Linked DNA regions of Homo sapiens: region 1 is linked to region 2. The links are chromatin contacts, found by Hi-C or POLR2A ChIA-PET in ENCODE. All regions are on one chromosome and are shown on one strand. The core of a region is the stretch at or near the end of the contact, and the rest is flanking DNA. Distances in the headings are between cores, read along the strand shown.

The links. A loop is a pair of places that touch in the nucleus more often than their neighbours do. ChIA-PET counts read pairs that join two places held with the same protein, here RNA polymerase II (POLR2A).
Region 1: a map of PC-3 shows a loop between it and region 2 (3-fold over the local background). The contact joins the promoter of TEX41 here to the enhancer-like site in region 2. A Hi-C loop is called at or near these places in 1 of 168 maps with a recorded cell type or tissue (PC-3). POLR2A ChIA-PET finds 5 or more read pairs at or near these places in 2 of 52 experiments (K562 and OCI-LY7).

The regions. Positions count from the first base shown.
Region 1 is chr2:144,665,844-144,671,225 of GRCh38, forward strand. It overlaps TEX41 (testis expressed 41), which reads left to right and starts at 2,124. Exons shown (of 5, transcript NR_033870.2): 1 at 2,124-2,265.
Region 2 is chr2:145,040,738-145,046,178 of GRCh38, forward strand. All of the region lies in intron 3 of TEX41 (testis expressed 41), which reads left to right. All of the region lies in intron 3 of LOC100505498 (a long non-coding RNA gene), which reads left to right. Among named protein-coding and RNA genes, the nearest start is that of LINC01966, 160 kb to the left of the region's middle. Within about 2 kb of position 2,899, at least 2 of the 41 ENCODE cell types and tissues checked have a DNase peak (open chromatin) inside an H3K27ac peak, as active enhancers do.

The DNA.
Region 1 (5,382 bases), core at 874-3,373, 380 kb before region 2:
TCATAATTATTTTTTAAAACTGGCAGGAAGCCTTCAGTATTCAACATCATTTACGACCTCAGTGAATGGTCATGTAAATGGACAATTTGCAGAAATTCCAGCTGGGGTTAACCTTAGAACAGGGTTGTTCCAATATAAAGCTGCTGGCTTCCTTTACATTATTATGGATTTCTGTTTGTTTTCTTTTTATTTTTGGGCAGGCTTCCCCTGAGAAGTTTAGATGGACGATTTAAGGGAGGTGTGTTTTTAGGAGGACTTAGTGGTGATATTGGAAAAATCTTAGTGAAATGACAGCCGAGGTCATTATAACATGGCCTTGAGTCTCATAACTCGGGAGGAAGTAGGTAGGAGGTGGTGGCAGAAAGGCAAAGATACTGAGGTGTTTCTAACACGGGCACAGGAATATGAGGCAATAATAGAACATTACTAAAGTTCTCCTCTAGAATGAGTCATTGACAAATATAATTTGAGGCTTTAGGCAGCCCCAAGAAAATATCAATTTCTATGATTTTTATAAACTTACACTTTGGAAAGGTTGGCAAATTGATAGACAATGAATAAACGCATTTAGAATTCAAAGTTGACATTCATATTATGGCCTCAATTTAGCTAGGTGAGATATTTAGTGACACTTGGATGTCTTTCCAAGGGTCAGATTTGTTAAAACATTATGCTAAAACAATTTGAGAGATAACTTTAAGTATTCTAGGCTTAACTAGAAAGCAAATTTTGCATTACAGTTCAGGAGTAGATAGTAACTTTGCAAACCCAAATCAAGAAATCTAACCACATTAAAGAAATGGATTTTGTTGTAAAACTAAAATGATTACATACTATATTTCTTAACTTAATGAGGGAGAAATGTACCTCTGGTCTAATAAGCTCCATATTGTTAAATGTCAGTGTTAGCATCTCTCTTCATCAGTGTTATCCAAAATTTAATGCTAATATTATTTTACTGAATCTGTGAAGAGATTGTACTATTTTTCTTTTCTTTCTTTCTATTTTTGGAGGTTGGGGTGTGTGGAGGGATGGTGTTTCAAAGTTTGGTGTTGAGATTGTATGTATTTCCAAAGAGTAATACTGAAATAGGTTGTGAAATTATAACCAGAGTTCTACATCCTCAACTCTTTATATTCAAGAAGTTTTGCCATTTCAAAGAAAGATGAGAAGTTTTAAAAAAAAAAATTATGACAGGACTGTAGTAAGAGTCTATCAACACTATTAATATCTATTTGGGTAAACAGAGAGGCAGATACCTTTTCCCACATGAACTATTTTTTGATCAGTATAAAGTATGATAAAATATGAAAAAAAGCAAAATTCAGGATACTTTTGTAGGTAGACACGTCAGATATTATATAAAATTAGCTTAAATATTCAAACACTGTAAAATGAGAGGCAGATAGGATATCGTCTCCAAAGAGGACATGGTGAAAACGATACTTTGAAATGATAAATAGTCAAATATGGGCATAACTTTTTCATATTAGAGAAAACTTATTGCCTAGACAAATGTAGTAGTAGTGTGTATTTTACTTCTAAGAATTTAGTGACTAAAGTACAATGCCCTCCCCATCATGTTCTCATAATAAAAGCTCATATTCTGTGAACATTTTACACTTTTTTTGAGATGGAGTCTCCCTCTGGCACCCAGACTGGAGTGCAGTTGTGCCATCTCGGCTCGCTGTAACCTCTGCCTGCTGAGTTCAAGCAATTCTCCTGCCTCAGCCTCCTGAGCAGCTGGCATTACAGGCACCTGCCGCCACGCCCAGCTAATTTTTGTATTTTTAGTAGAGACAGGCTTTCACCATGTTGGCCAGGCTGGTCTCAAACTCTTGACCTCAAGTAATCTGCTGGCCTCGGCCTCTCAAAGTGTTGAGATTACAGGCGTGAGCCACTGCGTCTGGCCTACACTTTTTAATTCTCTGATTTCATGAAGAGTTCTTAACTCCCCCCAGCTAATGCTAAAAATGTGTCCTGGTTCTTACACGGCACTGCTAGTAACGTGGCAACCTGAGACTGTTCCCAGGCTCAATTCACAGGAGCCCATGTTCAGCGGTTATTTAATAGCTTTGAAATGCCATTCACCTGTGGCCCATTTCAAGTTTCCCATGATTCTTAGGAAGACCCTGGCCTCCATCTTGAAAACGGAAAATAAAAACAGCAGACCTATGAAGGTCGAAGGGGAAGAAAAGCTGTATCGATTGTTGAGATCTGGCGACTTGTTTAAATTTCATCAGCCTCACTTCTATGAACTCTCAGGTAAGCACTCTATTGATTTGTAATTTTCCTGCAAACTTTATAAAGCAGAGGAAAATGGCCGACATGGCGAAGTGCTTGGTTAGAGTCCAAGCTGCGTGTTGGTAATTAGCTCAGGGAGGGGGGGAAAAGGAGAGTCAGGCAGTTTGCTGGAAGTTTGAGTGCAAATTTGACAAGGCAAGGAAAATGGATTGCACTCCAGTGAGAGCTAGCTTAATACTTGAATTCAGAAAACTCCAGAGTTCCTCCTTGTTGAGTCCTGCAAATAAAGAGGAGGGTAAGAAAGAAGCGATTCTGAAAGGGAGGGGGGTCGGAGAGTAAACTGAAAATTTCCATGGAAATAGCCGGTTTTTTTTTTTTTATGACTTTTTAAAGCCACTTTTAAGCTATTGCTTTCAGTTTACTTCAATGCACTCACTGAAGTAAGCTGAGAAAGAAATCTTTGATATGCCAGATCAACCAAAAGTTTTAAAATATTCTTTTGTGTCTCCATTTATAATGCAAATAGTAAGTTGGTGTTTTGGGTCCATTTCACCATGGTCTCTGAAGTGGGTTAACATACACAGAATGAGGAAGTGGAGGGAGTCCCAAAGAGAGCACATCTTTGATAGTTCAATAATAATAAAAAAATGTATTTAGGTCTTTTCTAAATACCTTTCACCTCCTAAGAATATAAAACATGAGAGGAAGTTCTAAGAAGAATAAATTGTGGTTGCCCTCTATGTTAGCTGAGTGACTAAAGATATCGTATTGTTCTATGAATTATCCACTACTTAAATATTCCTTAAGTCTAGCCTTTATGAGCTCATAAAAAGACTTTGCTTATGTGTCTAGGAAAGCCAGTATCTTTATATGCTGTCAGAACTGAATTTAACATACTGTTTCAATATAACTTTGAAAACCAGCAGATATTTTGTTATAGGAAAGCAAGCTAGGCAAGCACCTTAAACCCATGTTTACATTTTAGTTTTATCAAACATAAATATTTCCTAGTTGGAATAGTTTTAAAAAGTGGTAATCTATGCTTGAGAATGATGGAAGGAGACGGAATTCTGGTTGAAATAGTATTGCCACTGTAGTGTTTTATTCATGAGAATCTCCAATCTTTTTTCATATATGCTAAAAAAGCCAAAATTAATTAATGTCAGAAACACAAATGAGGATTGGCAATGATCATCCATCCATGCTGGGGGAGGCAAGGCTGGGCGTTCTGTATGGTATAAACTCCAGATTCCGCTTCCTCACTGAGCACCTCTGTAAAGCCTCCCGTGCATTTGGAAGCTTCAGAATTTCTTCTGGGCAACCAAAGTCAAATATAATTTTTGACAAATACCAACTCCTCCCTCAATGCAACCAAGAGCAATAATGTTTCAGGAAGCTCCAGCTGAAGTGTTAGTAATAACCATCAAATAAACAGAAGTTTTACCATCTTCTGTTTCATGATTGAGCTTTTTCAAATGTAAACAATTTATAAGGAAAAAAGTGGGCCATGTCGGATATGAGAAACAGAGAAAAGTTTGGTGGGAAAAATCAGAGGCATTCTTTATCAGGAGATAGAGTTAGGACATGCCTATGATTGCACACTGTTTGGGTATATTCTTGTATTCATCCTTCCTCTCGGGTTATAAGTACCACTTTTTCTTCCCCTTCCTTCCCTTCTCATTCTCTCTTGGGCATGGGCATGACTTCTCTTACCTTTGCCTTTCTCTGGGACCTCAGTTGACAGCTCTGTCACACTCACCTTCTCTTCTGCCCAAGCTGCTCCCCCTACCCTTCTCCCACTTGGGCTTGCTGAGGAAACCACTGCTCCCCAGGCGCCCTGAGTGCCTCAGCTTTACCTAGGTACCTCCGGTGTATATTTCTTAATGGCTATATTTTAGGAGCGAAAAAGTTTCCCAGTGACCCCCTTTCATTTGTTGTCTGACCTGAATTAAGCTGCACAACTCTGATTAGAGACAAATCTTTCTTTTTCCACACTGTTGCTCTTTCTGCTGTCTCATTTAACACAGCTGGTATAAAATGCTAGAACTATTTAGCATAACAAGACCTATTTGCAAAAATGATGAGAAAATACCATAAAAAAGGCCAGAAATATATCCCCTGTAGGAGATGCTATTGTTACCCTGCTTAGATACGCTTCAGTGGCTGGTACTTGCTTCCCCCCTGCCTCCTGCCCAAGCTGCTTTGAGTGTGGCTGGTGACCTCATAGCTGCCTTCTTCCCTGGAGACTTGTCCTGTGGCCAATGACTGACAGGGATAGGGGTCAAGGTAGGGGGGAGCTGACAAAATGCTAGCCTCTTTACCTCAAGGTAGACCTAATGCTGTGGTGTGATTTGTGCTCCAGAACTTCCGGATCAACTGATGCTAGCCTCCAGCTGAGCCCACACTTGGTCAACATTCTTTCCCTCTCATCTCCTCCCCTTCTCCTTAGAACACTCCCTCAGTAAATCACTTGAACCAAAATTTTTACCTCGGGCCCTGTTTCTAAGGAATCTCACCCAAGACATATATTTTTTTTAAATTAAAAAGAAAACCTTGGAATTATTTGGCTAAATCTTAATATACATGAAGTGACCAAAGATGGAATTGGTATTGATCCAAAACACTAGATTTGGCAAAAATGGCACAAAAACTTAAGATATTTCATAGCAAAACTTAAGAACTAAAGAGATATTATCTTTTGCCTCATTAGAAAGGGAATACTTTTTGAGGAGTTGCAAATATTTAAAATGTTATTAGCCTGGAGAAAATCCATGAGTAGGACTGCAGCAGTCTCCTTATTACTTACATTATGACTGGTTTTATAGTTTCCAAAGTAAGTTTCAATTTCATGACCCTGAGTCAATCTCATGACAATAATGACAAACAGGGATACTTATTAGCTGCATTTTCCACATATCAAGATTTTGTCCCAGAAAGCTTAAATGGCTTGATTATGTCTCACAGTTATTAAGTACCTAGCCCGTAGTTGGTGCTCAAACCCAGGTTTCTGTGAGAAATATGAGGGAAGATTTGCTGATTAATTTAAACCAAATTCTTACCTTTATCTTAGATGGAGTTTTCATAATTCTGTTATTAAGTCTATTAGGGTTGCACTTGTGATATACCTACTGATCTAGA
Region 2 (5,441 bases), core at 1,649-4,148:
TTTAAAAAACTATTTCTTATTGTTATGGGAACTTGTCCTGCCTTTGAAATTTTGAAAGAGAAAAAGTAGGAAGAAAGCAATCTTTTTTGAGGCATGTATTTTAGGTGTATGCAGAATTTTTTTTCTTAAATAAGGCTTGTTCCTTTCCTTCTTATATTTCTTTCTTTCATATTAATGTCTATAAGAGTCTTATTATTTCAGGAGTACAACAGAAACTTTTATTTTTTATTTTTAATTAATATATTTTTTTAAATTTTTATCTTTGAAACAGAGTCTTGCTCTGTCCCCCAGGCTGGAGTGCAGTGGTATGATCTTGGCTCACTACAACCTCTGCCTCCTGGGTTCAAGAGACTCTTCTGCCACAGCCTCCTGAGTAGCTAGGACTGCAGGTGCACACCACCACACTGGGCTAATTTTTATTTATTTATTTTTTTAATAAAAACGGGTTTTCACCATGTTGGCTAGGCTGGTCTTGAACTCCTGACCTCAAATCATCTCTCCATCTCGGCCTCCCAGAGTGCTGGGGTTACAGGCATGAGCTACCATGCCAAGCCCAATGGCAACTTTTATCACGACCTGAAAATTGTCACACTGTGGACTGGCTTTGTGAAAAATTAAGAAGATAGTGAATGAACTGGGCTCCTAGTCTTTCCCTTTTTCAGGACATAGGCCTTATCTCTGGAGGGGAACCTTGTCCAATGTTGCCATCAAGATCTGGTATGTCCAATGCTGCTAGTGGATTGAAATCTTGACCAGATTATTCATTACCTTGTTTTTTTCTTTCTACAACTTTTCCTTCTTCTTTCTTTCCTCATCTCTCCCCACCACACTTTCCTCTCCGATTCTACAGGTCTGCAACAACCAGAAACTTAGTCTTCACTAATTATGGCTCCAGGATTCTTGTGATTATTTTACTTTCCATTTAAATAGGATATAATTAATACCATTGAATATTCTGAGCATGTGGCTACTAATGGGTTTCTTTTTGCTCTTGAGAGAGAAACAAATATTGAAACCAGAAGCTGTTGGAGAGATTTGATCTTTTGAAAAAGATATAAAATTTGCTTACTCATATTTATAATTGTGACAAGACCTCTAGGAATCCATGCATTATGTCTTTTATGTGAGGAAAGCAGAGAATGTTTGTTTTGACTGCATTATAACCAAACACTATTAAACAAAGTTGAGTATATTCCTAGCTTCCCTATGCCAGACTAGGTAGTATCTTGTGGCCACTTGAAGGAATTTGGCCTTCACTTGAATGCAGTGGAAGTCACTGACATTTTACTGAGGAGAAGGGGGAAAAGACACAAGTGGTGAATATAGCTAGAATTTTCATTTTGGAAAGAGCAATCTGGATATGGTATGGAAAACCACATTGAATGTGAATGGCTACCTTTGATAGGAGGTTGCTGCAGTAGTCTAAGACAGAGAGGATGAGAGCTTGGACTGGGATGTCGGTAGAGGAAAGAAAAGAACAGAAAGGTGTCAATAAATGTTTTTCTATTATGGAATGGATATGGAGGAGTTTAAGAGAAGGCATGTGCAGAATGCCCCTGGCAACTGACTTGTGCATTGGTGTCCTGAGATGCCCTTCAATGGCGAAGGAGAGTGTTGCTGAGGAAGAAGGCCAGGATAGAAGGAAAACTGTGTGTTTCATTTTGACCTATTGCTTTTGAAATATCCAAGTGAAAGTATCCAGAGAGAAGTGGGATACAAGGCCTGGTGCTCAGAGGAGAGATCTAGACCACAGATATACAACAGTGAAACTTTGTGTGTGGTTCGTCATGGGGAATGAATAAGGCTGCCTAAGAAGAAGATAAAAGGAGGAGAAAAAAGCAACACAACCTGCCCAGGAAAATACAACATTGAAATGATGAAGAAGAAACAAATGTTGAAAAACGAAACCAATGGTCAGGGAGGCGGGAGGAAAAGAAGAAAGTATAATAGTATAAAAGTGGAGGAAAGAGAAGTTACAAGATGGAGGAAAATGAAAATAAAATGTATTACAGGCTCTGCTATCCTGAGGCAAAACTGATTTATATTTTTTGTTTCTTTGTGGGCTTTGTTAGAAGGACTTGCATATGCTACAAAAGCAAAAACAAAAAGCGAAAAAACTAAAATAAAAAAAACTAATGACATTATTCTAACGAGACAGATAAACAGAACTTGGTAGTGGAATCCAATGAGTAAGGCTTGTTCAGTGATTATTAGGTAATTGTGTCACAAATTAGCACCATGGATTTTTCCTTCAAAGCATTTAACATCAGTTGTAACTATAAATTTGCCTTCCTTTCTTCTTTCTCTCTTTTCCCCCTTCCCCTCCCCATGTTTTCTTTCATTGCAGGGACCTTGTCTGGTTTCTACCACTGTGTCCCCAGCATCTAGCATAGTGCCTGCAAAAGTATCCAGAAGGCATTCAATATTTGTAGAGAAACACACAAATGAATCTCAAATATGCAATAAAAAGAGAGAAGCTCTGGATTAGGGGGGAAAAAACAAAAACCTTATACTTCATCCTGCTCCGGATCATTTGGTTTTAAAATATCTAGGGCCTCTCTTTCTTAATACATAAAAGCATATGTCTTGACCAGAAGTATTCCAAGATAACTTCTGGATCCAAAGTTCCATGAGTCTATTTACCTAACTCTGCTAAAATGTTGGGGCAGATCTCTCTGAAAAAAGCTTCTTCTAAAAACATGTTGCCATCCAGGTTGGCTTTATGCTGTGCCAGCGATATTTGAAGAAGGCCAACCCCTTAGAGACATTGCATGATCTCATCCTCTGGCAGCTCACCTATTGGCCATTGCCCTGCCTTGAAGCCAGGAGCCGGTGAGCCTGATAATGTCCCACATCAGCTGTCTTGTTTCCTTTGCTTTTTGCCCCAGGCTTCTGTGCAGCTGCAGAATAAAAGGCCGGGCATGTGCCCCACTGGAAGTGTCTGGAATCCATGGCTTCAATAGACCTTTGACGAGTGGGAAGTTGGAACCATGATGAAATACTGCCCTCTAGACTGATCTCAGGAGGACAATTCTGGGGTGAATTCTATACGGTTTCTCAGAGGGTCCCCGGTAGCACTGAGCCCCCATTTCCACAGTCATATTCAGTTCAATAATATTTTTCCTCCTTTCCTGTTTTGCTTTCTCCAGCGCCCATTGCTAGTTGCTTCCTGGAGGAATTTCCCAAAATAAAAGTGCCTATCCACAAATCCTTCTCCTGAGGCTGCTTTTTTGGAGAATTCAAGTTAAGGAAGATTTCTATTGGATCAGTATATGTACATGAAGTTCACTTTACTCTTCATTCCCAGTGAAAATGCTTTGGCAATTTTGAGTACAATTTAAATATTTTCTTCATTATTTTGCATTTCAGTTTTAGACATGCTTTATCTTTATTCTGTTATAAAACTTTAATTAAGACTTCCAACTCTTATATACTACCTCAGATATCTTCTAGCTTTTATACCAGAGAGATGATAATCTGTAAATAAATATTTAAATGTACTAGAAATTCAGCTATTAAAGGACTATTATGAAGACGTAATCCTTTTGCTGGTAAAAGCAAACTTACTTACTGGCTAGTATATGTATTTTCATGTATTTTAACTCAGATTTTATTTGTGTTATTTCAGGTTTGTATGGATTTTAATCCCTATTGCTGGTGCACTTCACTTGGGCTTGGAAGCTTTTTTCCCATTTTCGTAGTAATGATCCATAAATACTTTGAATAGTATGTACACATAGATATTTCTCTTTTTATTGGGAAAAAAGAAAGTATTTTTCTTGCTGTTCCTGCAACTCATTAATCACAATGCTATATATGCTATTAATTATGCTTAAATGTAGTTTGCTTGTTTAATTTGTGAACCTCCAATAACTCAAGACTTTCAAATTATTTGTCTTCCATGTTGACATTTTGATTACTAAAACATTCCTAAAGCTAGAAGAAGGACTAATAATGTAGGATTAAAACTATGAATCACCTTTTGATTAAACACTCAGCAATCTTTGTTGCTAAATCTTCACTCAGAGACTAACTCTAAGTCTCATTTGAACTTATAGATGTTAATTCCATATTGATCACCATAGCCTGGTAGATGCAATGCATATTCACTCAGCTCATAGTTTTAATTTAAAGTGGATATTGATGCTTTGTAATGAGAACAGTGATCTCTAATCATGCAGCTTCAATAAATAAAGCTGAGGGAACAGTGGGCAGCATTGGTGACAGTGGCATTTGGTGACAATCTGTTCTAAATGTTGAATGTAACATATCTCTTGAGTTCACATGTTCACTCAACTCCATCTCTACTGAAGTAACCTAGACTTCCGTTTATATAGTCTTGATAGTGGTAATAATATATGTGTAAATATAAAGATGTTTATTTTGTAAAATAACTCACACATCTCATCTAATTTGACTTGAAAAATTATCTTTTGATGTGTATGAAACAGTTATAGATATTTCCATTTAGCGTCAGATAAATTGTGTTACTGGTGACCAAATTACAATAACTAACAAATGGGGAATGCAGAAACCAGGTGCTCTGGTTCCTGGGCCAGTGATATTCTAGATTTCCACTGTTCTCTGCTTTATGTTCTCACTACGCATTGTCTCCTCAACTAGTGTCTTCCATACACAAACTCACTCTCTCTCTCACATTCTTCCCTCCTCCACCTGTTTCAATAAATAGTAAGATACACACTGGGAACTAGAACAGCTGAATCTTTTGTATTTTTAGTCAACCTGAATTTTGGATATAATCTTGCTGTGATGGTTAATTTTATGTGTCAGCTTGGTGAGGCTATAGGACCCAGTTATTTAATCAAACATGGAGTGAGGCATTGTCAGATCATGGGTAACATCTATAATCAGTTGACTTTAAGTAAAGGAGACTACCGTGCATAACGTGGTTGGGTCTCATCCAATCATCTGAAGGCCCTAAAAAACCAAACACCACATGTTCTCACTCATAGGTAGGAATTGAACAATGAGAACACATGGACACAGGAAGGGGAATATCACACACCGGGGCCTGTTGTGGGGTGGGGGGAGGGGGGAGGGATAGCATTAGGAGATATACCTAATGTTAAATGACAAGTTAATAGGTGCAGCACACCAACATGGCACATGTATACATATGTAACAAATCTGCACATTGTGCACGTGTACCCTAAAACTTAAAGTATAATATTAAATAAAAAAGAGCAAAAACTGAAGTTTTCCAAAGAAGAAGACATTCTGCCTCAAGACAGTAACAGCAACTCGTGCCTGACTTTCCAACCTGTCAGCCTGCCCTATGGCTTTCAGACTTGCCGGCCTGCCAGCCTCTACAATCCTGTAAGCCAATTCCTTAAAATAAAGCTCCTGATATAACATAGGGTATATATATCCTATTGGTTCTGTTTCCCTGGAGAACTCTGACTGATGCACTTGCCTTACGT